Regions from separate parts of the Homo sapiens genome. Here regions 1, 2, 3, 5, 6 and 7 are each linked to region 4. A link is an interaction called in ENCODE POLR2A ChIA-PET data of the cell type or tissue named here. Cell type or tissue: CD4-positive, alpha-beta T cell. All regions are shown on one strand. Region 1 overlaps TMSB4X (thymosin beta 4 X-linked). Region 2 overlaps LOC105373133 (a long non-coding RNA gene). Region 3 overlaps LOC105373133 (a long non-coding RNA gene). Region 4 has its middle 82 kb from the start of EGFL6. Region 5 overlaps LOC105373133 (a long non-coding RNA gene). Region 6 has its middle 3.4 kb from the start of TLR8-AS1. Region 7 has its middle 14 kb from the start of TLR8-AS1.

Region 1 (4,000 bases), 510 kb before region 4:
GAAGTGCAGTTCCCAGCCCAGAGACAGCGGGGCGGGTGGCTCTTCCTCACGCTCGCTCTTGGCTTGCTCCCTGCAGCTTTTCCTCCGCAACCATGTCTGACAAACCCGATATGGCTGAGATCGAGAAATTCGATAAGTCGAAACTGAAGAAGACAGAGACGCAAGAGAAAAATCCACTGCCTTCCAAAGAAAGTGAGCTCCGACCCACCCCCATCTTTAGAAAGGCTGGGTGGGAGCGGCCGGTGGGAGGGCGGGAGGCTGGGAGCGGCCGCGGGAAGAATTCGGGAGGGGGGAGTGCGGGGGAAGAGCCGACAGTTGATGAATGTGGCTTGCAAAGGTTAATTAAAAATGGTTTTGCAGCCAACAAACACGGGGCTTTAGTAATTTAGTAATGGAATATTTAATATGCCATATTAATATACAAACATTTATCCATTAAAATGTATTTCTATTTAGTATATTCAATATACATATTTTATTCCATTGTGGAATACCGTGTAGAATGTTTATGATTTGAAAAGATGCTTTAAATGAAAGCCCTTTAGTCTGTACTGAATCCTTTAATCATCTCCCTCCATCTTTTTTTTTTTTTTTTTTCTGGTCACAGCGATTGAACAGGAGAAGCAAGCAGGCGAATCGTAATGAGGCGTGCGCCGCCAATATGCACTGTACATTCCACAAGCATTGCCTTCTTATTTTACTTCTTTTAGCTGTTTAACTTTGTAAGATGCAAAGAGGTTGGATCAAGTTTAAATGACTGTGCTGCCCCTTTCACATCAAAGAACTACTGACAACGAAGGCCGCGCCTGCCTTTCCCATCTGTCTATCTATCTGGCTGGCAGGGAAGGAAAGAACTTGCATGTTGGTGAAGGAAGAAGTGGGGTGGAAGAAGTGGGGTGGGACGACAGTGAAATCTAGAGTAAAACCAAGCTGGCCCAAGGTGTCCTGCAGGCTGTAATGCAGTTTAATCAGAGTGCCATTTTTTTTTTTGTTCAAATGATTTTAATTATTGGAATGCACAATTTTTTTAATATGCAAATAAAAAGTTTAAAAACTTAGCTGGTGTGTCTGTTTGGTTTCTGGAAGGATCGCGGATGAAACCTTTGCAAAGAGGCCTACCTCTTGGTCCATTGGGGAGGGACAAGCATCTGGTGACTGGATAAATTCCCTTATGGCATAGAAATGGGTTTCACCCAGGTATGCAAAATACCTTGTCTATACTAGGAGATCATTTTCTCAGGCTGATTGAATTCCTAGTATGAATTGTGTGAGAGCTTTAATAAAAATATCTTTGCAGTTCTTACGGGTTTTGATAAGCTGACATTGCACGTGCTCAAGAAAATGAAGGTGATAATTTACAGCACAGTATCTTATTTCAGGGTATCAAATTGAACTTGGTTATTTAACCAAGTGCTAGCATTAACATAGATGAGTAAAAATTACATTTTTAGCAGCTGCGTTAAGAAGGAATTTAGGACTTGAGCTTACTCATTTTCTAATGGCCGGTTTCTAATCAGAGTTCAATATTTACAATTGCTTTAATGAATACAGTTAAGATTAGTGAACATGATTTTAAATTTATTGGGTCCTCTTCATTTGAATAATCTTTGGATTTAAAAGATACTTATTCGATCTTTTGGGTTTAAAGGACACTAGCAGGACACAGGTGAGATTTGTACTAAGTTTAAATCCAGCGGGAATTAATTGACTCACATTTAGGTCTTTGAGTCCTTGATAACTTCTCAATCATCGGAAGTAGTTATTTTCACTGATGGGTAAAAGCAAAGTCCTTGGTGCGGGAAGACGGAAACAACGTCAATTTTTTAAGAGTTAAAAAAAGATTTGCCATTCTATAAGGTCCTTAATGGATTCCTCGGTTCTGTAGGGAAGGGTGGAGACTTTTTTTTTTAAATAAGCACCAGTTTTATTAAGCCGAAACAACAGCATTTAAGAAGGCTCTTAGTTCACTGAATGTTCTGCAAAGCTAAATTTTACAACGCAAATGTCCAAGAAGTTAAACATTTTTCTCTCAAAACCGATTTATGAAAATACCCTTTTTGAAGCGGAGGGGTAGGGAAAATTGTTGATCACTATTAAATTGGTTGCTTTCATTTCCTTTGCTCAACGCTTATTTTGAGAAATGCACAGGAAACCATTTACCTGTGGTTTAGACAATCAAGTAGACCATCAGGCTAGAAGCCTTGCTCTGCGTTGCAAGGGAAGGGGTGTGTACAGGCTGCTGCAGAGGCTGCTACAAAACCTGAAGCGCCACAGCCCGCTTAGCTCCGTGAAGAGAGGAGTAAGCACAAAGGTTCTGGAGCCATCTCAAGATGGAGACGGGCCTGGAGCCCTGTAGTTTTCTTGCCTATAGGGAAGGGTGTGGGCACAGTGCAAATGCCCAAGGCACAAAGAGAAACCATTCCCACGTGGGCTTTTGCTGTGTGCCTTTTTCAAACAATGCAAAGACGAAAGAAGATTTTAAGAAATTAACACAGCTCCAGTGTTCCTCAGTTGAAGAAGGAACATTTAGGAAAAGGGATAATTCATGGACTAAAAGACCTTTCTCCCCTAGAGGGACGAAGCTAAAACATAGCACAAAAAAAAAAAAGTAAAATGGTAATGATTGAATTCAGGCTGCTTGACGTGTGGAATGGGGAAATTCAGAAGCTTCTGCCCATATCACACTCTGTACACTTAACTGCTGCACACGGGGATGGGAGAGAATTTATTTTTTTAATTTTGATGGGGGATTCTTTGTTTTTCCCAAGAGAGATTCTTCCCAGAAGGGCTGGGGGTATTTATGAGTCAGTGTGGGGATATATGTTCCTGCTATGTAGGACTTGGGAGTCGACAGTATTTTTCACAGATACAAAGAGGACATTAGGTTTACCCTTAGAATGAGAGAACGTTGGGATTGAAGGAGACCCTATGACTGTTTCTCTTCCCCCCAGGACAAAACAGGCCAAGGTAGCTTAAGTAAGCCCCGAAGGTCACACAGTTTAGTCTGGGATTTCTGCAAATTTTGAATTGACCAAGACAAATAAAGCAAAAATAAAGGAAATAAAAAGAGACTCACTAAAGGACCTTTGAGATTGAGCTGGCTTCATTTTGAAATCTCGCAAATTTGTCAACCATCACAGCCACATTTGCAGCCTTCCAGTGGTTGGAATTTTAAAGCTATTTTATTCTTTCAGGAGAACAACACAGCTTTTGGGCTGTGTATGCAAAGATTGAGTGTGTATGGGGGGGAGGTGGGGTTCAAAATCTTCACAAACTTTGAGTCTCTCGGCTGTGTAAGAGACCCATTATAGTCAGAATCAGGTATTGTCTCCTTTAAATGCACAAGGAAGGTCTGTTTATTTTCCCCCAAAGAAGCATCTAATTCCTCAAGAGACAAAAAGAAAATATTTTTGCATTTTTTTTTTCTAAACATATGGGGTCAATTTTGTGCTAACGAGAAAGAACAGAGCGTTTTGGAGACAATATTACAGACAAAGAGTAAAAATAAAAAATCTTGAGTCTTTCTTTGTTCAAGAATGGAAACTTCAAACGTTGTTTAAAAACGTTGAAAGCACTCAATGCTTCATTTACCCTAGTAGCCTTCACTAGCCTAGCAAGAAAATAAGAAAAAACCACCCTCCGCACTCCACACTCCCCAAATCCTTTCTTTTCGATTACACTTTCAAGAGTGGCTTACACTGCAATCTAAGAGAATCAAACACACCAATTTGGGACTCAACTAGGTTTTCTCTGCATGTAATGAGAAGGGGTGAAATTACAAATGTAAGGCAGAGATATACAACAAAGCAAGCTAGGAAGAAAATATGTTTCTAAGACCTGTATTTACCTAGTTTATATTTTCCTTGGACACTTGCATAGCATTTTATTTCTGTAATCACATTGTCGTGCTAATACCATCTTTGCCCCTGGCTTCTGAGACTTTTGTAGGCAGGGCTGGTGCATGCCACATTCACTGTGTGCATACACCACGCACTCTTCC
Region 2 (4,000 bases), 400 kb before region 4:
AGAAAGAGTTTTAGTCTTTGTTTTTCCCAAGACTTTGTATTGCCTTTTCTCCTCTTCTTGGGCTTGAGTTTAGATGGGACATAACAGGAAAGGGCAATGAATCCCAAACCCATTTTATTTTTTGGTTCATTTGTTGATTTATTTTTATCTCAGCAATAATTTAGTGAGAAAGAAGGTTAATATGATGACAAAAATATGGGTTTGGAAGACCCTTAGTGAGTTTTAAGAAGACAGGCCACCATAGCAGCTGTAGCTAAATAAGCATTTGCTGTATAAGTCAATTACTAAAAATTGTGTGTTGTCTACTTAGAAATGTTTCTTGGGGTGTTTATTAAGGTGTGTGACTTTGAGAATGAGGAATAGAGGAAATGGAAGACGAGTAAGAGAAACCATCCTCCATTTGAGATATCGTGACCCAGCTCTGTTTCCTTTGCTCTCTGTCTGAAGTTAAAAAAAACAAAAACAAAAACAAAACAAAACAAAACAAAAATTAAAAACCCTCAATGGAGAAATATATAAATATTTACAAAGGCTTCTCTTCTATCTACAATACCTTTGTGCAAGATATATCATCTTAAAATCTTGCAATTTGATTGCAGTTGAAATTAATGGTGCAAGAGGTTTTCTTTTTTGTTTGCTTTTTTCTTCATAACGGAAGTGTAATCTCCTTGCAAAGCTTGTGAGCATGCATCCTAAATTGTGAACTTCATCTGCCATGGAAGGGAAAACCTTGACCCAATACCATTGGGATCTAAAAGTGTGATTCCTAGGATTCTGAGCATACTACACGAGATTTAAGGCCCCTTTCAGACTCTGCATTAATGCTTGTTCAGTAGTGATAAATAACATTGATTGGTATTGAGACCAGATTAATAACAGAAGGCAGCTAAAAGGTATTCCCTCTTAGCCTAATTTCCCAAAGGGCATCACTCAGCTGCATTAGTGGGGCGAGGCTCTTCCTTCTCTAAGTGGTGTCTTTAGAAGCTTGAGGGATTATTGCTCAGGGGAAAATGGCTCAATCTGCGGGATTCTTTTTCTTTTTGAGATGGAGTTTTGCTCTTGTTGCCCAGGCTGGAGTGCAATGGCACAATCTCGGCTCACCACAGCCTTCGCCTCCTGGGTTCAAGAGATTCTCCTGTCTCAGCCTCCTGAGTAGCTGGGATTACAGGTGTGCACCACCACGCCCAGCTAATTTTGTATTTTTAGTAGAGATGGGGTTTCTCCATGTTGGTTAGGCTGGTCTCGAACTCCCGACCTCAGGTGATCCACCCGCCTCAGCCTCCCAAAGTGCTGAGAGGGATTCTTAAGAGCAGCTGAGAAAGGGCCCTGCACTTCAGCTGGCTCCAGTTTGTCATCCTTTGTCTGGTATCTTCAGACAAGACATTGCAATAAGAAAAAATAAATACAGTGTGAGAAATCAAATGGTTTTTGTCAAAGTGTAAAAGGGACTGCATCTGACTAACACTGGAGTTGGACAGAAGCCATAAAGGATGTTTTGTGTGAATGTTTCCGGCTGCAAAATCTACCTGACTGTTGCACTGAAACCACAACTATCTATCACATGCTTGTGAGAAACCCCCAGGAGCTTCCTGTTTCGTGTGGGTCGTGAGAAGATTGCACAGCACAGTACAGCTTTCATTGTCTTTGAGCTAATCTTAAGCTAGGAGAAGGAAGGAGAATTCACATTTTGTATGTTTAGTTATTTGTGAAGTCTTTACACCCATAAATCGATTATGTATAAATTAGTATACAGATTCACTACCATGGAGAGGATACTGTGTACATCTGAGGATACTGTGTACATATGGTTGAGTCACTTCACCTAGGCCTTGGGGAGGAGTTGGGGCATCTCCAGGGTAAAGTAATGTGGTTTAGCACGGGGACTTCCAAGGAAGCATCAGTATGAGATAGGGGAACATGGCTGACCAACGGCAAGATGATGCCCCATGATGGAGCAGATGGGATTGGCGTGGGAGGGGTAGTTTGTGAGACCAGAAGACTTGCAATCTCTCCTGCTGAGACCAATACCAACCAAAGAATAATTAGAGAGCATGGAGGACAACATGATCTCATGTGAATCTCACATCATACCTTACAAGTTAACTCTGTGTATCGCCTAAGGAACGGCTGAAGCTTCTTTTCTTGTAAATGACAATAGACACATATCCAGTGCCATTAAGGACAGCATCTGGTCACCCAGTGGCCAATAATGTCAAAGTTCTGATCACAAGGTGAGCAGTTTCCTGAAGATAGAAGAGTACGATGGCCACAGCCATGGGTTCCAACATAGCCACTCTCTGGGGCCACCAGACACCCTCCTCACACTCCGCAGAGTTTGCTTAAATGTGCTCTGAGCTGGATGCATTTGCTAAAGGTTTGTCTCTTCCCCTTTGTTAACCCAAGAAAACAGAAGGACGTCTCAGCTAGACCCCAGCCGCTGCCACCCCATCTCTTCTCCAACTCTGCTCCGGCAGCTGGCGTTTCCTGTGTTCTCTCAGTGGGTTAAGAGAATGGTGGTGGCACATTGTCCCTTAATTAGACTGCAAGAGCAGCCATCTCCTGCTCAACTTGCCTGGGCAATCTTTTTATTCATCATACCTGAAAGTAACAGTAGTGGCTTTTTGTATGGCATATGTTATATGTAATCATGATGACCTTCTTATAAGCAGAAGAGTGGAAAAAATACAGGAGGAACTTAGAACTGACATTCTCACTTCCATCATGTGGATTAGACTATTAGCATGTTGCTGTGCCCCCATTTCATGTTATTAATTAATTAATTAGGGATCAGGTTGGGCGTGGTAGCTCACATTTGTAATCCCAACATTTTGAGAGACCAAGGCAGGAGGATCACTTGAGCCCAGGAGTTCAAGACAGCCGGGGCAACATAGCTAGATGCCACTGTTTCCATAAAAAATAAAAAATAAATTCAGGCATGGTGGTATGTGCTTGTGGTCCCAGCTACTTGGGAGGCTGAGGTGGGAGGATTGCTTGAACCTGGGAGGTCAAGGCTGTAGTGAGCTGTGATCGCACCACTGTACTCCAGCCTGGGCAACAGAGCAAGACCCCGTCACAAAACACACAAAAAAGGATCAGCAAGCTTAGGTGAAATATTATTTTCGTAAGTGAATTTTTCATTATGAAAAGTTCAATAAATTTTTCATAAAACAGTATTTTTTATAAAACAATATTTAATTTTCAAAAGCAATATTTAATAACTAAGAAATTTGAACAATATAGGAAAGCACAATGATAAAAAACAAACCCCACAAAACCCTTATGGACTTCATTCTCAGCCAAAATTGCAGTTAATATTTTGATGTATTCCCTTCCAGTATTTTTTTTTCTCTGCTTCTACATATATTGGTAAACACTGTCCCTCTTTTTACAAACCTAGATCATTCTGGATATTCAATTGCGTATCCTACCTTTTTTCATGTTATGTAGCATTTTAGCCTCATTTCCCCATTCTCTTATAACATGATTTTTTTTTTTTTTTTTTGAGACGGAGACTCGTTCTGTTACCCAGGCTGGAGTGCAGTGGCACAATCTCGGCTCACTGCAACCTCCGCCTGCCAGGTTCAAACAATTCTCCTGCCTCAGCCTCCCGAGTAGCTGGGACCACAGGCATGTGCCACCATGCCCGGCTAATTTTTTTTTTGTATTTTTAGTAGAGACAGGGTTTCACCGTGCTGGCCAGGCTGGTCTCAAACTCCTGACCTCGTGATCTGCCCACCTCGGCCTCCCAAAGTGCTGGGATTACAGGCGTGAGCCTCCGTGCCCGGTCATAACATGATTATTAATGGCTATGTTCATTTTAAGAATATGCCATATTTTTTTTTCTAATTGTTGTTGAGGGATATTTAAGAGGTATAGAATTTTTCTCCATGGTAAACAACATCGCAATGAATATATCTGTCCATAGATTTTTAGACTATATCTCTGATTACTGACCAAACATGTGATCCTTGAATTAAATTTTTCAACATCAACAGATCTA
Region 3 (4,000 bases), 390 kb before region 4:
AAAACTGAAATTCAATCCAACACTGGGATTGGAAGCTCTTGAGACTCAAATGTCACCAACACCGGGGGCTTCTCCTCTAATTATCCTGTCAAACGAGGGTTGAAAATGTCAGCACAGACTTCAGTCTCAGCTCCTCCAGCAACCAATGAGAGTGGGCTTGGGTCTGGTTTAAATGATGAAGAACAAATTTGAAAAACCCTTCAGTTGATTTCAAGACTTCCTGGGACGGCGATGTTTAAACCACAATGTTCTTCTTTTGGGGCAAAGTTAAGAGCCAATCACAGTTAAGGTTTCTCTGCATGTTCTGCCCATATTTGGCTGTAATCTTGCTTCATCCAACTAAATTTATAATATATGTGAGTGAAAAGCAAGCCTTTGGGATTTGTCTCTCTCTCTCTTTCCTTGTTATAAAGGAAGCCTTATCTTTATGCATTTGGGGCTACCTGTGAACTTACAGTCTAGCTTCAAAGCAAAGAAAGGAGCAGCCAGTGTAGAAAACTTCGTTTTTACTTTTTTTTTTTTTTTTAAACAAGCTTTAACTGTAGCTTCTGGCTACAGGAAAGTACATAGAAAACCGAATCTAGTTTCGGCCTGTGCAGTACTGACCAGGAGAGGCTTATGAGATTATGGGGATATTGAAGAACACAGAATGTCACATGGATGATTGTATTTTATCTATAATGTATGTGTAGGAGAGATCCATTTCTCAGAGATGGCAAGAACTAAATGCACCCTTTGAAATATCTTCTTAGGGGTTGCTTGAGGAGGATGATCAAATCTTACAGAGAGATAAGACACAAATATGATAAAAGTTATTCTCATTTTAAGTGACTATTTATTGACCACTTGATATGTATCATCCATTTCATTCTCACCACAATCCTATGAAGGAGATTCAATTCTATCCACATTTTGCAGTGAAGAAACTGTGGCAGTGCATGTAACTTGCCCCAGGTGCCTGAGCTTATAAGGAGTGGAACTAAGAATCCACTCTGAACAGTCAGCTGCCAAAGCCCCTCACTCTTAGCCTCTTTGCTCTACTCCACTGAGATGTTCTCTTGGGTTTACTACCAAGAACAGAGGCTGTAAGTAGTATAGAATGCCCCCGGGGACCCCAGTGTCCAAGACACCAACTTCCACTGCCTCTCAGGACCCTAAGGAAAGAAAACTGAGAGGTTGTTCAGCTTGTCTCAGGTCCAGAACTGTCTGGTCAGAGGGGATCCTGGGATCCACCAGTTGAGCCCTTCATTCAGGGCCCCAGTTATTCCTAGTCTTGGGAAACCCAGCTCTAGAAGCCCCTCCCCAGCAGGATTGAGGACAAAGGGGCTAGACTAGAGACCCAGCAACATGGCCCTTCCATGTTCTCAAAACTCAAGAGACCTAGAAAAGAGAAGGGTGGCAAAGCAGCCCAGCCCCACCCCCCAGGGCCAGAGAGGCCCCACTTCACTCTGTAGAGCAGTGGGATTCATCTGGGTGCCATTTGGCCCTCCAGGAGATGTTTGGCAATGTTTAGAGACATTTTAGGTTGCCACAGCTGGGTTGGGGAGGCGAGGGTGCTACTGGCATCTAGTGGGTAGAGGCCAGGGATGCTGTTAAATATCCTACAACGCACAGCACAGCTCCTGCCACAAAGTGCTGCGGTGAGAAGCCCTGCCCTCAAGTCTTGGTTGGGCACATTCCACCCACAGCTCTGAGGAAGCTCCGTCTGGGGCTTCTTCAAAGAGTCATTCTGCAACCAGGAAGCTGGCAGCCCATACAACTATGCAGAAGGTGAAAGAGAGAAGGCGGGACCATGAACACGCGTTTTAATTACTGCATGTTTGTTTCTGACAGAGAGAGGTCAGTGTTTGCCTCCATTTGCAGGCATCAGGACCAAGGTGGGCAGTGGGCAGTGAGGGGGCAGGGGTGGAGGGCGGCACTAGCTCTGTGTAGCAGGCTGAATAATGGCTTCTAAAGATAGCAGATCCTGATCCCGGTAGCCTTCTATGAAAAAAGGTGGTCTTTGCAGATGTCATTAAGTGAAGAATCTTGAGATGGGGAGATTATCCTGTATCATCTGAGTGGGTCCTAAATGTAATCACACGTATTCTTGAGAGAAGGAGGCAGAGGGAGATCTACGTGCACATGGAAAAGGTGATGTAACAACAGCAGAAATTGGGGTGATGAGGCCACAAGCCAAGGAATATGGATGGCCACTAGAAGCTGGAAAAGGCAAGGATCAGATACTCCCCTAGAGCTTCCTGGGGGAACGTGGCCCTGCCCACACCTTGATTTGGGCCTAGCGAGACTGATTTCAAAATTCTGGCCGCCAGAACTGTGAGAGAATAAACTGTTGTCTTAAGCCACCAAGTTGGTGGTCATTTGTTACTGCAGCCATAGGAGACTAATCTACCCTGAGACTCCTGGGGCCCCCAGATGGATCCTCTGAGGCTGAGGGGCAAACTCTTCCATGCAGGCAAAGCCAGAAAAAGGGGAATGGAAATTTCCTTTGCACTTTCCTTGATACATTTACATTTCCCATCCCACCCTTTAAGCACCCTTTCCTGTGAAAACATGGCACCTGCCCCCTCACCGGCCTCTATCAGTCAACAATTCAACTGAATGTCGGGCAAAGCATATGACACCCCCAGTGCTTGGTTCAAACCTGTTTGAGTCACCTGTCACTTTCTACCTTGAATTTTTGTCACCAATGTACATGCAGTAACTTCTATACTAGACTGTGACTCAGACGCTCACAATCACACTCAAACACAGTCTAGTGTTTTTCACAGCCTGGTATAGAAGGTACTGCCTGTACATCAGAACAGGGGAGCAGGAGCCTGATCTGATTTATTATGAAGTCTCCCAAGGCCTCCAGCGCACAGTATCAGGCACACAGGAAACAATCAATGATTAATGTGTGCTTCCTCCATCCTATGAGAAATATTACTTAGGTCTCTTTATGACGAGTGGCCAAAAAGCACAAAGCCGAATCTGATGCTTATTAATAGTAATCCCATACTTGCTGTAAGCCCTGCAACAACTATCATTATCCATGTTTTGTTTTTCAATGGAGGTATAATTTACATACAGTAACATGCACACATCTTAAGTGTATAGCTTGATGAATTTTTACCTAAATATACCTCCTGGAAACCACTGACCACACAAACATCTATGTCTTTCCATCACTCTAGAAAGCTTCCTTTTTCCCTTTTCCTAGTCAATTAACCCCCATGCCCCTCACACTCCAGTGAACCACTATTCTGACTTCTACTCCCATAAACTAGGTTTGCTTGTTTGTGAACTTCATATAAATGAAATTGTACAGAATGTACTCTTGCATCTGGCTTCTTTCTCTTAACATAATGTTTTTGAGATTTATCCAGGTGATTGTATCAGTTTATTCTTTCTTTTTTTAATCTGCTGTGTATTATTCCATTGTAAGAATATGCCATAATTTGTTTATCCATTCTTCTATTGATGGACATTTGGATCATTTCCAGTTTGGGCATATTGTGAATAAAGCTGCTATGAATACTGGTGTATTTTATGGACCTGTGCTTTCACTCCTCCTGGCTATGTACTTAGGAGTAAAATTGCTGGGCTGTAGAGAAGGCATCTGTTTAACTTAATAGAAGTTAGTATCACTATTTTTGATTTGGATATGAGAAAAAAAGGGTTTTTTTAGAAAAAAAAAATGAAACAGTTACAATCTTTCTTCACTTATTTTCCCAATTCCATTCATTGTATTAATTTTTTAAAGAGTAGAGTATCTCTTTCCTGTGCCACAGGCATGGTTAATTGAATCAGCAGTACAGAAAGTTAGAGGGTCACGAGGTACGAAGAATCCAGCAAACTCACATCTGCGTAAATACACTCTCACATCATTTTATATGCATTCACACCAACCCATATCTTTAAAAGTGGACTTTCCTGACACTGGGGTTGACCACAGTGCTGACACAGACAGAATTCCTATGAAAGCAAATATTTTAAGAGGAAAATTTCCCCTGTAATG
Region 4 (4,000 bases):
TAACTACTTCTTGGTGGACTTGTATTGTTACATGCATGTGCACATGTGTGTACACACACACACTTGCAAAGGACAGTGATTCTCAGAAACTGGGGAGTCTCAATCCATGAAGGGACAATTGAATCTGCCTTGGTTCTCCTTCCCACGATGGAAACACCAACATATATTACTGCTGTATAGAAGGTGGGTTCTCTATTCACATCGTCCTGCTTCTAAGAAGAATATTGCTAGGGGCATCGTAGTACACAAGAAGCAAAGCCTATAATAGCACCACTTCAAACAGCAGGGCCATTTACCTTTAATTTCTACTTTTAGAAATGAAGTATACAAAGGCTTGGCACAAGATCAGAATCAGACACTATTCTTTACCTTGGACCAGAAAAAATTCTAAGGCAGGGTTACCACCCCCTTCTAGTTTCTGAAATGGAAAGGAAAAAGCATAGAGATGTATTTTCCCTTGTCCGCAGCAAAGAGCAGGGGTGGCTCTTCCAACTGTATTTGTTCAACACATGTTAATTGGGCACCTATAATATGTAAGTGGTGGACACTGAATGGAAATCCAAAAAACATAAATCTGGTCTTGTCTTTAAACAGACGGTAATCTAGTCAGAGGCAGGGGAATGCTTCAGAAGGACAGGCGGAGAAAAAGAGGTGGTGCCCTGATCACTACTTTACACCACCAAGTGCTTGGTCCTTGGTAGCAAAGTTTAAACTATGGTTTTAAAAAGAGTTGAAGTCTGGGGCAAGCCTAGTGTGTGTGTGAATCCATTCAGAGCCCAGAATTCATCTTAGCTATGATTTTCAAAAACCACCCATACTATGGGCTTTTCCTTTATATAGCTCTTCAGTCCACACATATCTGATAAAGTCTACAACTACATGCATGCATCCTAGATAGATCGTCTGTGCTGCCCCATAATTCCTACCAATCCCCCATTCTATTGTCAACTGCCATCTAACATCTGAAGGGGTTTGGGGCAAGAGTTTTTAGGAAAACATTTTGAAGTAAGAGATTGAGTAGATGATTCTCACTTAGGACATCACCATCATCCTGGCACATTTGTCTTCTGTTAGCAGACAATGTCACTATAAGAAAGAGAATACCAGGCAGTCCAAGGAGAGAGAATGCTGACCACAAAGCATTTTTTTTTTTTTGAGACGGAGTCTCGTTCTGTCACCCAGGCTGGAGTGCAATGGTGCGATCTCGGCTCACTGTAAGCTCCGCCTCCTGGGTTCACGCCATTCTCCTGCCCCAGCCTCCTGAGTAGCTGGGACTGCAGGCACCTGCCACCACGCTCGGCTAATTTTTTGTATTTTTAGTAGAGACGGGGTTTCACCTTCAAAACATTTCTTACGTGGTGGCTCTCCAAATTAAAGAAAAGGTTTTAAATGAATGATGATGAATACATACCCTGCTCTGATTGGTAACTTTCACCATTAAACCTGCAAATTAAAAGGCATTTAAGCCAAAATTCATCCTCCCCACAACCTTGAGGGAATGAGTCACTGAAGCAATTCTCACGTTTCTCCAGGCAGAAAGACAGGAGACTTTCCAAAAAAGGTTGTAGTTTTCCTGTTTCCTTGGCTGCCTCCACACATAGCCCAGCCATGACCACATGTGGTGATGGGCAGGAACCTATTGCCTTATTTGGCAATCTTGAGCCCTCTTTGTAGGGCTATTGGGGGCAGGATGAAAAGTCCAGATCAAAACCACAATCGTGAAAAACAATGGAGAGTCAGATAAAGGAAGTAGGCATTTTATCTAGATTAAATATAAAATATTGACCCAAGAAGTAAATGTTTTCATATGCATTGCTTCTTAAAGGACTCGTAGGAAAATATTTAGAATCTGCCATTTTTCTGTAATAATTTCACTCATTTTCCTTCTAGCCATGATGCTGACTGCATTTCCCAGCTGCTGCTGAAACAGCTCTTCTGTTGGGGGAGATTATGTGGGCTAACATTCACCCACGATTCTCTAAACTGATGTTTCTCAAGTATCCTTCATTCTGACCCCAACATGTGCTGTGTGCATTCATTACTGCTGACAGCAGGAACAGTGTGGGTCCCAAACAAGGAGATTGCACAATGAGAAATGGAGGCTAAGGGCATGAATGTTCTGAATTTTATAGCTTCCTGTCTGCTTTCCCTTAGGGGAATATAATTGGGGGACTGGACCCAACACAAATCTCAACTACGCATTTAGGCCTCCACAAAGAAGCAAGACTTCTAGTCCTTTCTGGAGCATTGCAAGCTGTACAGAAAAAAATACATTCCTCAGGGATTCTGCCGGCAACCACTCCTTTTATTCTGTGGTTCCCCAAAGATAAGGTCAGTCAGCTCAGAGAGGAAAGGAAAATGGAATGGGGAGAGACAGGATCAACCAGTAACGGGTGTGTCATCTCAAACTGGAGTGTGTGTCCATTGTCAACCCCAAGAAACCCAGAAAAACAAAATCTTTTTCCCCAGGTGGTGAGAGTGTCAACTGCATATGAGAGGGAAGGGTGCCCTCTGCTGTCATCTGTGATTTTTGGTTTTTAATTTCAAAGGAAACGTTCCAGCTCCATGTAAATCAGACTTAAACATTTTTGCCAGGCACGGTGGCTCAGGCCTGTAATCCCAGCACTTAGGGAGGCTGAGGCGGGCAAATCACAAGGTCGGGAGTTCAAGACCAGCCTGGCCAATATGGTGAAACCCCATCTCTACTAAAAATACAAAAATTAGCTGGGCATGGTTGTGGGCACCTGTAATCCCAGCTACTTGGGAGGCTGAGGAAGGAGAATCGCTTGAACCCGGGAGGCAGAGGTTGCAGTTAGCCAAGATTGTGCCACTGTACTCCAGCCTGGGCGACAGAGCGAGACTCCATCTCCAAACAAACAAACAAAAAACAAAAAAGGAAACATTTTACACATTAAATAGGGAAGCCAAACTTGGGATTTTGACCGTCTTAACTAGGCTGGGTTCTGTGTCGGATGAGAGAGACTTGAGGGATAGCACAGGCAGCAATCACAATTCCATTTCAGATGTCCTGCTGAGAGAAAATTGTGGTTTGGAAGAGGGCCTGTGAGCTTTATATATTCAGGACAATTTGCTTAGAAATAAAACGACTTCTTGGGAGCAGGGTTCTCCTTGGGTGGCAGCATACTTGGACAGCATCTCCATTTGTTTCCCTGTCCTTTCCCAGTAAACCAATTTGGGTTCATTATTAGATTCCTGAGTTTGTTTCTTTGGGAAAGAAAAATAAAATACAGTTCTCACTTAGGGAGATGGAAGGCAATGGCTTTGCATGAAGATACGAATTTAAAACAAATAAATACAAGTGTTCAACTCTGATGAAAGATGAGTTGTATGATTTAATGTGCTTTCCTAGGGACATGTAAATTAACTGAGATATAAAATAATGAATCTGCACATCTGCCTTAGAGTTCATCCAAATGCAATCTACAAGGCAAACTTAATCACGGTTATAATTAATACTTTGCAAATGGAAATGACTGGAAATGAAAGGCCGCAAACAACATCGATATTAATGCTTCAGTATTTGTTCTCTCCCTAGTTTTTACTTTCAAAAGTGTTTTTATCATCTTCTACAAAAGTCATACCTTGTACTTTATAAGGCATTTTGTTATATAGCCTCTTTATAGCTGAATTCATCCCATTATCAAAGGGTCATAGTTGGATTACCTACCTACTTAGATGTTTCTAAACATTTCTGATTTCATTTTGCATTCTAGCAACCGGCTGACTCCACCCGAACTCGGGACTCATGACTCAACCAGTCCTTTGGCCCCCACCCAGAGGCAGGCTTAGCTCACAAGGACTATTTTCCACACCCCTATGATTTTATCATTAACTAATCAGCAGCACCCATTCCCCAGCCCTCTGCCCACCAAATTATTCATAAAAACGCTACCATCTGAATTCTTGGGGAGGCTGATTTAAATAATAACTCCAATCCTTCTGCTTCGCTAGCTCTGCATTAATTAAACACTTTGCTGAA
Region 5 (4,000 bases), 410 kb before region 4:
TTTTACAATGAATTTACTAATTTGGGTTAGTAGGTGACTCATAAAATAGCCCTGTATGTGTTGTATAAAATAGAAGTGAGATAATGTCCCTTTTCTACTTAAAAGCCTGCAATGATGATAGTAGCCCTATTCACAATAGCTAAAAGTGGAAACAACCCAAATGACCTTTAAATGGTGAATGAATAAACAAATTATGGCATATGCATACAACAGAATATTGCTCAGCCATAAAAAGAAATAAGGTACAAATGCATCTCCAAAATATGATGCTAAGTGAAACTAGTCAGTCGCAAAAGTCACATATTATATGATTCCATTTATATGAAGTGTCCAGAAGAGGGAAATCCATAGAGACAGAAAGCAAACTGTGGTTGGCAGGGGCCACGGGGAGGGGATGATGGGGAATGACTGCCAATGGGTATGGGAATATCCCTTTGAGGTGATGAAAATGTTCTAGAACTAAATAGAGGTGTCGGTTGCACAACGCTATGAATACACTAAAAATGCCACTGAATTGTTCACTTTAAAATGGTTAATTTTATGATGTGTGAATTTCACCTCAGTAAAAAATAATAATTAAGTAAGATCTGCAATGGTTCCCTATTTCTCCAAGAGTAGAAGCCAAATCCTTACAGAGGCCTCCTATAGGAGATGGCCCTGTTACCTTCTGGCCTCGTCCTCTCCTCTTCCCACGACTGTCTCACTGAGCACCATGGCCTCCATCAGTTCCTCCTAATGCTAGGCATGCTCCCACTCCCAAACCCCCTTTGCACTGGCTGTCCTGTCTGCCTGGAAGACACTTCTCTCCAGTGCCCACATGACTCTTTTAGTCTTTGCTTACATGTCAGTGTCCAAGGAGGCCTGTCCTCACCACTCTTATTTCCAATCACACCCGTCCCCAAGTATCATTCCCTTTATTCTGCTCTGCTTGACTTATTTCCTTCTAACAAACTATGTCTTTTTACTTATTTATTCTGTTTATTCTCTTTCTCCTTCTCCTTCCTCTAACCATTGGAATGTAGCTCCACCACCAAAAAAAGAATTTTAATATGTTTCTGTATTCTAGGCTTAATTTGTATTGATTTTTTAAAAATGTCTACAAAATCAAATAACAAAGAATTACACATTCAAACAGATTCAATTAAGTGGATTCTGAAAGAAATATCTGTAGAAAATGAAGTCTCAAATCTCATAGTAAAGCATCTTCATAGCTTTTTATTCTCTGCTAATGTTTATATTTCATGGAGGCATAAAATCATTCAGGCTGAAGTTAAAACATCTTTCTTTTATCACAAGTAGCTTGAGTTTTGAACCCGGAGGAGGCACTCTGGGTTGAAAGTTATTCATTATAGAAAATGGTTGAACTATAAAATGTCTTCTACTGGGAGAAGGTCGGCTTATTTGGGTTGCTACAGCTTTATTGAGGGTGGGGCAGGGAAGAATATAAAAATTTCTTTCTGCTGTTGCATTTGTTTATCAAATTTGTGCAAGGCCTTGTTGATCATGGGAAGCATAAAGAACACAGATACTATATTCACGTTTAAAGTAAGACAACGGAATCTATCACAAGGGTAGTGAAAGTCTAAAAAAAAAAGGGGGAACAGAGAGAAAAGAAAGGGCAAGTATTTAGAAATAGATAGCAGCCTGAAATATTTTTGTACACGCACAGGAAGTTGCTTTCAGAAAGCCAGGCCACAAGACTCTTGCACACAAACCTTGCACAAGGAGCTCTAGGATTAGAAAATAGCATCATGAGCTGAAAGTGATTACATTTTGCAGATGGGTGTCTCTATTAATTTGGATCTATACTGTGGCTAGAGATCCTGCTGTCTGACGCAAAAGCAAAGGATGTAAAAGCCAAAAAAAAAAAAAAAAATGCTGTAACCCTTCTCTTAATATTGGCATTAAAGCTGAAAATATGCCTCTGTTTATCCAAAGCATAAGGAAGTTGTATATCATAGTAGCAGAATGTATCAGGTATCTAAGATTGAGTGCAGAATTCCGATAAGAGAGCTCTTGAGCACAGAGTTTCAGCTTTGGGCAAGGAAGAATTTCCCTGTGTCATTTTGTTTAGGGAAATGTTTCCCGAATAATACACATTTCATTTTTCTGGCATGGACTTGGACTCATGTGGATTCCATTTGAGGAAAGAAAAGCTCAAGAAGCAGAGGGGTGGTGGGATTTTTTTGTGACTGCTGCAATTTCAGAGAATGCAAAACTAGTGTGACCCACTAATGGTGACTGTTGTGCTGTAGAATGTTCTGTTCATAGCCACAGGGGAAACCACTGCGATTCTGAGGCAGAACTGGCTAGTTCAGGAGCCAGCAAAGACACTAGAGTTAAAACCCACGTGCCTACCTTTGTCTTGTAACAAATAGCAAAATTTTGCCTGATGTTGGAAGAAATATTCCTTTTCTTAATCTGGTGTAAAGCAAGTACATGTGAATGTTTCCCTTGATTAACTTAAGCTCCCTCAAATGACAGGTGCATTTGTGTTTTTGCGAAGAGTTGGAAGGTGGATTGGTGGTGAGGTGAGACAGGCATCATCATCGTTTAGGATTTTTCACGTGTCCTTGGGGCATAAACCAAGCTAAAGATATCCAAAAAAGCCAATTCCTCTTAGAGCTCTCACAGTGTAGCGTGAAACCTGCCTAGGAGACTCCAGTGGTTCTGAATCGGAAGGCAAATTGGCAGGGGGTACATTTTTGGTTATCAGGATTGGAGGCGGGAAAGGGGCAGTGAAAAGGCTGCTCTTGTCATGGAGTGGGTAGATGCCAGGGCGGCTGCTAACCATGCCACCATGCACAGGACAACTCCCCTAATACAGAATTGTCCAACCAAAAGTGTCACTAGTGCCGAGGCTGAGAAATCCTCATCCTAACACATGCCCTAAACAATAAATCCATTTTAAACATTCCCCAGTTGGTGAAATTAACCAGAACGATAGTCTGATAAAACAAAAAACAAGTAACCCAGTAAGTAATATTTCCTCCTTCCTCTTTCCCATTTCACAGAAAATCGTTGAATAAATGCAAGCAGGATATTTTTAAGAGAACAATTCTGTAAGCAATCTCCTTAAATATGTTTCACTTCAATTTCTGCCATTATCTAGAGGCTATATGCCCAGTACAATTATTGAAATCACTGTAACAGTAAAAATTTATAGCCGTATTAGTGTATTTTGGCTAAGTTGAAATGGCAGATGAGGGTAAAACACAAAAATCCTTTAAAAAAAGATAGCTTATTTGATTGCTGCACCAGTTTAAGAAAAAAGGCTAGAATTTATGTTAAAACTGTCTTTAGGGCCCAGCATGGTGGCTCATGCCTGTAATCCCAGCACTTTGGGAGGCCAAGACGGGTAGATTACTTGAGGTCAGGAGTTCCAGACCAGCCTGGACAACATGGTGAAACCCAGTCTCTACTAAAAATACAAAAAAAATTAGCCAGGCATGGTTGGGGAAAACCTGTAGTCCCAGCTACTTGGGAGGCTGAGGTGGGAGAATCGCTTGAATCCCAGAGGTGGAGGTTGCAGTGGGCCGAGATCATGCCATTGCTCTCCAGCCCAGACAACAGAGTGAGACTGATATGGTTCTGATGAGTGGAGGAACACCAGGGTTCTTGGTCCTCATGCCGGTTTAGATAAAACAACATGGACACACATGGAGTGGTTTTAAGGAGCGGAGAATTTAATAGGCAAGAAAGAAGGGAGAAGAAAGAAGGAAGAAGTTCCTCTGTACAGAGACAGAGGGAGGGGGTCTCCAAATCCAAGAGAGGAGGCCCCATGTGCTGAGGATACCAGCCAGTTTTATGAGGAGGCTGGAGGAGGCAGTGTCTGATTTGCACAGGGCTCAGGGGATTGGTTTGACCAGGCTTGTCATTCATGTAGCCTGCGAAAAAATTGGCCCCCCACCCTAGCTTTTAATATGCAAATGCAGGGCACCATGACGTTCTACACACGTGGGGATATGTGGGGGTGCCCATGTTGCCAGGCACATGTCCG
Region 6 (4,000 bases), 540 kb before region 4:
CTTTACTGGCAAGGCTATGCTGAACCTCCTTAGGCACTCTCTAATTAGATGTCCTAGGTCCTCCCAATTCTTAGTCCTTTAATACCTGTTTTCTCCTTCTCTTATTCCGTTTAGTTTTTCAATTCATACAAAACTGTATCCAGGCCATCACCAATAATTCTAAATGACAAATGTTTCTTCTAACAACCCCACAATATCACCCCTTACCACAAAAACTTCCTTCAGCTTAATCTCTCCCACTCTAGGTTCCCACGCCGCCCCTAATCCCGCTCGAAGCAGCCCTGAGAAACATCGTCCATTATCTCTCCACACCACCCCCCAAAATTTTCACCGTCCCAACACTTTACCACTATTTCGTTTTATTTTTCTTATTAATATAAGAAGACAGGAATGTCAGGCCTCTGAGCTCAAGCTAAGCCATCATATCCCCTGTGACCTGCACGTACACATCCAGATGGCCGGTTCCTGCCTTAACTGATGACATTCCACCACGAAAGAAGTGAAAATGACCTGTTCGTGCCTTAACTGATGACATTGTCTTGTGAAATTCCTTCTCCTGGCTCATCCTGGCTCAAAAGCTCCCCCACTGAGTACATTGTGACCCCCACTCCTGCCCGCCAGAGAACAGCCCCCTTTGACTGTAATTTTCCTTTATCTACCCAAATCCTATAAAACAGCCCCACCTTTATCTCCCTTGGCTGACTCTCTTTTCGGACTCAGCCCGCCTGCACCCAGGTGAAATAAACAGCCTTGTTGCTAACACAAAGCCTGTTTGGTGGTCTCTTCACACGGATGTGCATGAAACCAATGAAAAAAAGACCAAAACAACAACCAAAACAGAAACAAAGAACAACAAAAAACAGCTAAGCAAAGCAAACAATGCCACAATTTATAGGTTGGTGCAAAAGTAATTGTGCTTTTTGCCATTAAAAAGAATGCAAAACCGCAATTACTTTTGCACCAACCTAATATATGATTACCAAGCGCTCTAATGGTAAGGATAAATTAAAACCAGCTGATTGTTAATTTTAACTTTAGCCAAGACAAAAGCCCAATTCAGCTACTTACCTAGGAATGGGGCTCAGGCTGAACACTGCTCTCTACCATCTTTGAAGCAGGAAAAAACTCAAACTCGCCTTCCCTGTTGGAAGTGAGCTGAAATTCCAGAAAGGAGTTACCTGCACTCTTCATCATGGAAGCAGGAAAACTTGCCTTCCTTTTTGGGAGCAAGTGAAACTCCAGAAAAGGAGTTATACAGCAAAATAAACTTTAGATCTCAACCAAATTTGGAGAGATCAGGGATTCTCTTGGTCGGGGGTGGGGGTGTCTCCCAGGCCTCAGCCAATTGTCCTACTGGCTTGAGCCATAAAGATAGCTCAAGCTGGTACCAAGCACCAACAGTAGATTTGTCAAAGGTCAGGGGTACCTCCACTCAGAATCCCTTCATGGTTACCAATTTGTGAATCCAAAATATCTGAGACAGGCCTCAGTCAATTTAGAAAGTTTATTTTGCCAAGGTTAAGGATGCACCCATGACACAGCCTCAAGAGGTCCTGGCTACATGGGCCCAAGGTGGTCGGAGCACAGCTTGGTTCTACACATTTTAGGGAGACGTGAGACATCAATCAACATGTGTAAGATGTACATTGGTTCCGTCCAGACAGGCAGGACAACTCGAATCAGGGGAGGGGGCTTCCAGATCACAGGTAGATAAGAGACATTTGTTGCATTCTATTGGGTCTCTGATTAGCCTTTCACTGAATATACAATTCACATGGGAGAGGAGGGTGGAGGAATAGTCACTTATGCCTGGTCTGCCTTGGTGAAACGACAGGGCAGAGGAAGCAATCAGATATGCATTTGTCTCACATGAGCCTCAGAGGGATGACTTTGAGCTCTGTCTGTCCTTTGTCCACGAGGAATTTCCTTGTGGGCAAATTGTGAGGGAGGTATGTCTTTTTTTTTTTTTTATCTTTGTAGCTGTCTTATTTAGGAATAAAATGGGAGGCAGGTTTGCTTGACGCAGTTCCCAGCTTGACTTCCCTTTAGCTTAGTGATTTTGGGGTCCCAAGATTTATTTTCCTTTCACAACTCCCATCTGATATATTTAAGGGGGAATTCTTTTGTGCCTACAGCATTGTTAGTGGAATGTGGAGCGACAGCAAGGGATGGGCCTAGCTGGAATTTACCACCAGGGGGCTTGGACTCTTTCTCATGCGTCAACACCAATCACTGCCAATAGGGGGCAGCAACAATTTGCCTACAGCCTTTAGGCTTTGGTTTTAGACTCAAGGAGCTCAGGGTGTGGAATCTCCATTGTTTTTCCTCTGAAACTTGGCTTCTTATCTGCCTGCGGACTCAAATCCTCCTCCTGCCAATACTACAACAGCCACAGAACAAATGCATTGAAACTGAGAGAACTGGTAAGAGGCTAGATCTAGTGTAAATCAGAGAATGGGCCTCATAAAAGGAGCAGTTTGGAGGAACCTAATCCTTCACAGTTTGTCTAGCAATTTCTAGGTTCAATCAATTGAGGGCTTAACTGGTAAACTCAAGTGGAAATTTTTTATTGGCTCCTGGTGATGTCACTCCTGGTGAGTGTGGGAGAACTGGTTTTCTAGGTGTGGGGATTCTTTATTCTCTGAAACACCCACTAGGAAACGCCCTGAGGCCTTTTCACCTTCTGTGGTGTCAGGACCTCTCATGTAACTGGATACAGTGCTTTTCCCAAACAGACTATACACAACAGAAACTCAAAAAATAGAAACGCTAAGTGGGAATAAGGGAAATAAACTACAAGAGTAGTGGTTCTCGACCTTGGCTGCACATGGGAATCACCTGGGAGCTTCAATCCGCAAGGACCAATGCCAGGGACCCCCCTACCCCCTGCCCCCGAGATTTGGATTAACTGGTCTGCATGCAACCAGGGCAGCTGGCGTTTTGAAAGGTCCCCAGGTGGTTCCCATGTACAGCCAAACTGAGAACCATTGTCAGATGTGCAGTCTTTGCTCCTGGGTCAATTAATTCCTCACGCCCACTAACTACTTTAGATGTCTTATGCTTTGAGCACATTTAAAATAAAACCCAAAACTTAATAAAACAAAGTTAGTACACAGAGAAATAGGAACCTGATTAAAATAGAACATGAAGTCAAGTCAGTTTGGTTTTGTTTTAAATCTCCAATTGCCACCATTAATTCTGCTCCCAAAGGTCAATAATGCTAGCCTGCTATTTGCTTTGTTCACTTCTGAATGAAGCACTTGTGTTTGCTGACCTTCAAACACTTCCAGGTTGTCTAAGAGGAAGCCATGTGGCACTTTGACTTTTGTGTGACCTGGCAATTTGTTTACATCAAATCCCTTTTAACCCTCTGCAGTTGACAGTGGAGAATTCAGTATTTTCATATGCTGCCTAACCTCTAGGGTGGAAGGCTTTAAACTTGATTTAGGTCAAGTTGGCAGTGACCCAGGTGAGCCCCCAGGAAACTGCACTTCCACAGCCAAAACGTGGCCATCCACCAACTTAGGCATGACAGTTACAGTTTTGAACCTGCTATTAAGTCCCACAATTCTCTTGGTTAGTTAGAGTAATCAAACCTGTCAAGGGTAGGCAGAACTGGAGGAGTGAAGAATGGTTTTGAGGGTACAGTGGAAAAATCAACTTTGGAGTATGACAAGCCAGCCTCAACACTCAGTCACTCTTACCAGCTGTGAGATCTTAGGTGGGTTTATCACTGGCTGTGAGCTTGACTTGCCTATCTATACTATAAAGGAATAAAAGCCCCTTCAGGTGGTTTTTCTTAAATAAATGGAATAGACCTGTCATGTGCTGGTAAATGTTTAACAACTGGTTCTCAAGGTGGTGGGGGCAGCCCTGATTTGGAGTATTTCCATGGTGTAAATACTGTCACCATGGCAGATCTCAAGACACCAGTGTGACAGCTCTGAATGTGGAATTGGGAAGAGGTATGCGCCATCTGGGATAAACCATCTCCTAGTAC
Region 7 (4,000 bases), 530 kb before region 4:
TTAGAGGCCTGAGACCCGTTGAGGGTGTGTGTGTGTGTGTGTGTGTGTGTGTGTGTCTATGTTTGGGAGAATTTGGATAAAGAGACAGGCTGGTAGCGGTGGCTCCCACCTGTAATCCCAGCACTTTGGGAAGCCGAGGTGGGCTGATCACTTGAGGTCAGGAGTTCAAAATCAACCATGCCAAATGGTGAAACCCCGTCTCTACTAAAAATACAAAAATTAGCTGGGCGTGGTGGCACGCACCTGTAATCCCAGCTACTTGGGAGGCTGAGGCACGAGAATCACTTGAACCCGGGAGGCAGTAGCTGCAGCGAGCCGAGATCATGCCACTGTACTCCAGCCTGGGCAACAGAGCGAGACTCCGTCTCAAAAATAAAAAATAAAAAATAAAAAAAAAACAGAGACAGCCAAAGTAGCAATGTGCCTGTGAGAGGGCCTAAGTTTTCCCCCTCAGGGTAGTCTTGTCAGATGAAATACAGGATGCCCAGTTAAATTGGAATTTCACAGAAATAAAATAATTTCTATGGTCTCAAATATTGCATGGGACATATTCATACTAAAAAGCTATTTGTTATTTACCTGAAATTCCCATTTAAATTTGAGGGCGTCTTCCATTTTTATTGGCTAAATCTGGCCACCCTCCCTCAGGGTGTGACGGCAGGAAGCGGGAGAGAACACAGATGTCCCCTGTTATCTCCCTGGGCCCTGCGTGGCCCTCTCAGGGAACCACAAGCCAGGGCCAAGCCCATCCAATCCTCCTGCACCAGGAGCAGCAGAAGCCATGCCGCTAATGGCAGTCACCTCGGTGGAAGTAGAGCGGGCCTGTGGCGGCGTGAGGCTTTTCTGCTCTGCTTCTGTGGAAGTGATTATCCAATAACTAGTAGGAATCGGGCAGTTGGCAGACGCCTCCCATGCTATAAAGCCACACAAGGCAGGCAAGTGTGGGCACAGATGAGAGGCTGAGAGCGGAGGTAGGATGTCACCCCTGCCCTCGCCAGCCTCATCTGTTTTCCCAGGCGTCCCCCAACCACTACCCACGTGGATTCTCCCTCGAAGAGCCCCCTTTCAGGGCCCCATTGGCACTTCACTCTTGAGGGAGGCCTAGGAGAAGCTAGTGGAAAGTTACTTCCACATAAACGGTCAGACAGACGGATGATGAAACCACAGGAAACCACAGCTCCTCCCCTGCCGGGGCACCAGGCCAGAAGCCGACCTGCTAGGCTTGGGGACCCCTTCTGGTCTTGCTAGGGGCTCAGAGACCCTGGGGAAGTCCCTTACTGTGTGTCTCATGTCTTCACTTATGGATGGGATGCCAGCTGCCCTCTCATGCCCTCACAGGGCTGTTGGGAGGCAAGGGTGAGCTAGCAGATGCAAAATAATGGCAAAATTAAGAAACCAAGTACCTGTACAAATGTACACCTTTATAGTGGTTCAATTTGGCCACACGTGCTTCTACTTAGAGAAACACCATACATGAATATTCAGGCACATATACATATCACTATATGATCCTACGAGCAACTTCCCTACCTCACTGAAAATATGATTCACTTCACCAAAATGTAATGCTATGGTCACATTCTACAAGGAAAACATCCAAAGCACAGCCACTGTAAGTGAGGATAGTTCTCAACTGGGCCTATGGTGGGCTGGCTGACTACACTTGCAGTCTAGAACGGGGCCTACTGCAGACTGGTCTGCAGTTAGTTTGATCTAGGGTTATGACAGCAGTTGACTTGAAAATAACTTTCCTCCTGCCCCTTTAAGAACACGGGTTCCTTCCCTTGCAGATAAGCAGGAAGTCCCCCTCCCTCTGTCTTGGTGCTTGGTGGTGTGTTTCACTTCCTTTCAAAGGTGTTTTCTTACTAAAGAAACCCTAAGCCCAGGGTCACATTCTGTTTCTTTCACAGGCATACTCAACTGCGTGTTGTTGATTCTGTGACAAGTTTCTTGAGCAAGAAAATACACAGAAAAAATGTTAAATGTATAAAATATGAAAGTAAAACATCAATAATGTTTTAAATATTTAAAATATAAAAGTAATGCATGCTTCTGGTAAAAATGTAAATGGTAGAGGTTTCTCTATTTCCTTTCCCCAGAGGTAAGCTCTTAAAATTCCCTTCCGGAAATGGTCTCTCTACACCTCACTTTTTTATTGCACAGAAGGGATCAGACACTATTTATGAGGCTCTTTATTTTCCACTTAAGAGTATTCTGGCTGGGCGCGGTGGCTCACACCTGTAATCCTAGCACTTTGGGAGGCCGAGGTGGGTGGATCACGAAGTCAGGAGTTGGAGACCAGCCTGGCCAACATGGTGAAACCCCATTTCTACTAAAAATACAAAAAGTAGCTGGTGTGGTGGTGGGTGCCTCTAATCCCAGCTACTCGGGAGGCTGAGGCAGGAGAATTGTTTGAACCCAGGAGGCAGAGGTTGCAGTGAGCCAAGATCGCGCCACTGCACTCCAGCCTGGGTGACAGAGCGAGACTCTGTCTCGGGGGAAAAAAAAAAAGAGTATTCTTTGGACATCCTTCCACAGCATATCATGAATAAATCTGCCTCAATCTTTTTTTAACAGCTGCATAGTTTTCCATTGTTTGGGTACTCTATCATGTATTTAATTAATCTCCCAATTAATATACACTTAGGTTGATTGTAGCTTTTACTCTTATCTACAATGCTATGGGGGAAAGATCTAGATGTTTGTGCATGTGTATGTATATGTATATGTAAGTGTGTTAGTATGGCTATAGAATGAGAGTCCTGTCACTGGACTTAAACTGGAAATGCTGGGTTCAACTGGAAATGCTGTTTTAATTGTGACAGCCACCGGTGCCTCTGAAAAGTCCCTACGAATTGACCCTTCCAACAACAGCATATAAGAGCTTTCACTTTTCTTTCCCTGCATTCTGGCCAACTGGAGCCACTACTCAACCTTTTCATTTTTGTCAGTCTGAAATGAGCAGAGAGGTCCTCATTGTTTGATTTGCATTTGAAAGCCTACCATACACGGGCATCTTCTCATGTTGTTCTTAGCTCAGTGAGGAGGGCCTTAGAGACCAGACTTTGGAACCAGATAGAGCTGGATACCGTCCCAGCTCAGCCACTTGCCAACTGTGATCTCTGGAGCCTCGGTTTATCCATCTGTAAAATGAGCATCCTTAGACTAAATTCATGGGATTTACTGAGAAGGTGCAACAAAGCAACAAAAAATGTTTATCACTACAAATGTTAGTGTGTTTCTCATCCAAACAAACAAAAAAACATATATATATATATATATATATATATACATATTTACATATAGTCATGCATCGCTTAACAATGGGGATACGTTCTAGGCGATTTCCTCATTGTGCGAAGATCACAGAGTGTACTTACACAAACCTAGATGGTACAGCCTACTACATACCTAGGTTATATGGTACAGCCCATTGTTCCTAGCTTGCAAACCTGTACAGCATGTCACTGCACTAAATACTGTAGGCAACTGTAACACAATGCTAAGTATTTGTGTATCTAAAATTAGAAAAGGTACAGTAAAAAATACAGTATTATTTTATGGGATCACTGAAATGTCATCACACAGTACATGACTGTGTGTGTGTGTATATATATATATATATATACACATACATATATGCACATACACACAGTCTTATACTGTATATGTATACAGATGTGTGTATATATATAGTCTTATACCATATATGTATATAGCGTATGTGTGTGTGTGTGTGTGTGTATATATATATATATATATACAGTGTGTGTATATATATATATATATATACACACACACACACACACACACACACACACACATACACAGGGATATATATATACTTTTTTGACCTAGTCAATGGCCAATTTAACCGTCTCTACAGCATCTGAGATCTCACCTTCTCCTCACTGCTGCCCCTGCTTGAGGGTAGAAAATGTAAATAAAATGCTGAAAAATAAAACTTAAAACTGTCACATTCAATGGTTGGTCTTACTAG

Evidence for each region. ChIA-PET counts read pairs that join two places held together with the same protein. Peaks named below come from ENCODE experiments on the same cell type or tissue, not always from the same donor. Only the 100,000 strongest peaks of a DNase experiment are listed, where the experiment ranks them.
Region 1: POLR2A ChIA-PET joins it to region 4 with 29 read pairs; 23 of 35 experiments call an interaction of 5 or more read pairs at or near these places.
Region 2: POLR2A ChIA-PET joins it to region 4 with 11 read pairs; 10 of 35 experiments call an interaction of 5 or more read pairs at or near these places.
Region 3: POLR2A ChIA-PET joins it to region 4 with 12 read pairs; 11 of 35 experiments call an interaction of 5 or more read pairs at or near these places.
Region 5: POLR2A ChIA-PET joins it to region 4 with 11 read pairs; 10 of 35 experiments call an interaction of 5 or more read pairs at or near these places.
Region 6: POLR2A ChIA-PET joins it to region 4 with 15 read pairs; 20 of 35 experiments call an interaction of 5 or more read pairs at or near these places.
Region 7: POLR2A ChIA-PET joins it to region 4 with 11 read pairs; 21 of 35 experiments call an interaction of 5 or more read pairs at or near these places.

The regions. Positions count from the first base shown.
Region 1 is chrX:12,976,170-12,980,169 of GRCh38, forward strand. It overlaps TMSB4X (thymosin beta 4 X-linked), which reads left to right. Exons shown (of 3, transcript NM_021109.4): 2 at 77-192; 3 at 608-1,054. The coding sequence starts at 93. The coding sequence ends at 642. Among named protein-coding and RNA genes, the nearest start is that of TMSB4X, 3.1 kb to the left of the region's middle. RefSeq lists enhancers at 1-498, 1,634-1,753, 3,354-3,413 and a cis regulatory region at 2,107-2,399. In CD4-positive, alpha-beta T cell, no CTCF peak of the experiment used is centred here; DNase peaks (open chromatin) are centred at 2,232, 2,652 and 3,990; H3K4me3 peaks cover 4,000 bases; H3K27ac peaks cover 2,659 bases.
Region 2 is chrX:13,085,894-13,089,893 of GRCh38, forward strand. All of the region lies in intron 3 of LOC105373133 (a long non-coding RNA gene), which reads left to right. Among named protein-coding and RNA genes, the nearest start is that of FAM9C, 43 kb to the left of the region's middle. RefSeq lists enhancers at 1,462-1,681, 1,752-1,911. In CD4-positive, alpha-beta T cell, no CTCF peak of the experiment used is centred here; DNase peaks (open chromatin) are centred at 388, 1,538, 1,868 and 2,408; H3K4me3 peaks cover 2,115 bases; H3K27ac peaks cover 3,844 bases.
Region 3 is chrX:13,091,047-13,095,046 of GRCh38, forward strand. The region is part of intron 3 of LOC105373133 (a long non-coding RNA gene); the gene reads left to right. Among named protein-coding and RNA genes, the nearest start is that of FAM9C, 48 kb to the left of the region's middle. In CD4-positive, alpha-beta T cell, no CTCF peak of the experiment used is centred here; DNase peaks (open chromatin) are centred at 235, 1,665 and 2,715; H3K4me3 peaks cover 1,187 bases; H3K27ac peaks cover 2,735 bases.
Region 4 is chrX:13,485,861-13,489,860 of GRCh38, forward strand. No RefSeq gene overlaps it. Among named protein-coding and RNA genes, the nearest start is that of EGFL6, 82 kb to the right of the region's middle. RefSeq lists an enhancer at 996-1,095. In CD4-positive, alpha-beta T cell, a CTCF peak has its summit at 2,463 (motif pointing left); a DNase peak (open chromatin) is centred at 2,501.
Region 5 is chrX:13,080,203-13,084,202 of GRCh38, forward strand. The region is part of intron 2 of LOC105373133 (a long non-coding RNA gene); the gene reads left to right. Among named protein-coding and RNA genes, the nearest start is that of FAM9C, 38 kb to the left of the region's middle. RefSeq lists an enhancer at 1,573-1,742. In CD4-positive, alpha-beta T cell, no CTCF peak of the experiment used is centred here; DNase peaks (open chromatin) are centred at 1,689 and 2,289; H3K27ac peaks cover 3,515 bases.
Region 6 is chrX:12,944,736-12,948,735 of GRCh38, forward strand. No RefSeq gene overlaps it. Among named protein-coding and RNA genes, the nearest start is that of TLR8-AS1, 3.4 kb to the left of the region's middle. RefSeq lists a cis regulatory region at 2,030-2,473 and an enhancer at 2,348-2,477. In CD4-positive, alpha-beta T cell, CTCF peaks have their summits at 2,229 (motif pointing right) and 2,429; DNase peaks (open chromatin) are centred at 2,236 and 2,571; H3K27ac peaks cover 1,149 bases.
Region 7 is chrX:12,955,255-12,959,254 of GRCh38, forward strand. No RefSeq gene overlaps it. Among named protein-coding and RNA genes, the nearest start is that of TLR8-AS1, 14 kb to the left of the region's middle. RefSeq lists cis regulatory regions at 512-1,375, 1,544-2,010 and enhancers at 670-749, 1,440-1,669. In CD4-positive, alpha-beta T cell, no CTCF peak of the experiment used is centred here; DNase peaks (open chromatin) are centred at 1,127 and 1,807; H3K4me3 peaks cover 2,881 bases; H3K27ac peaks cover 3,494 bases.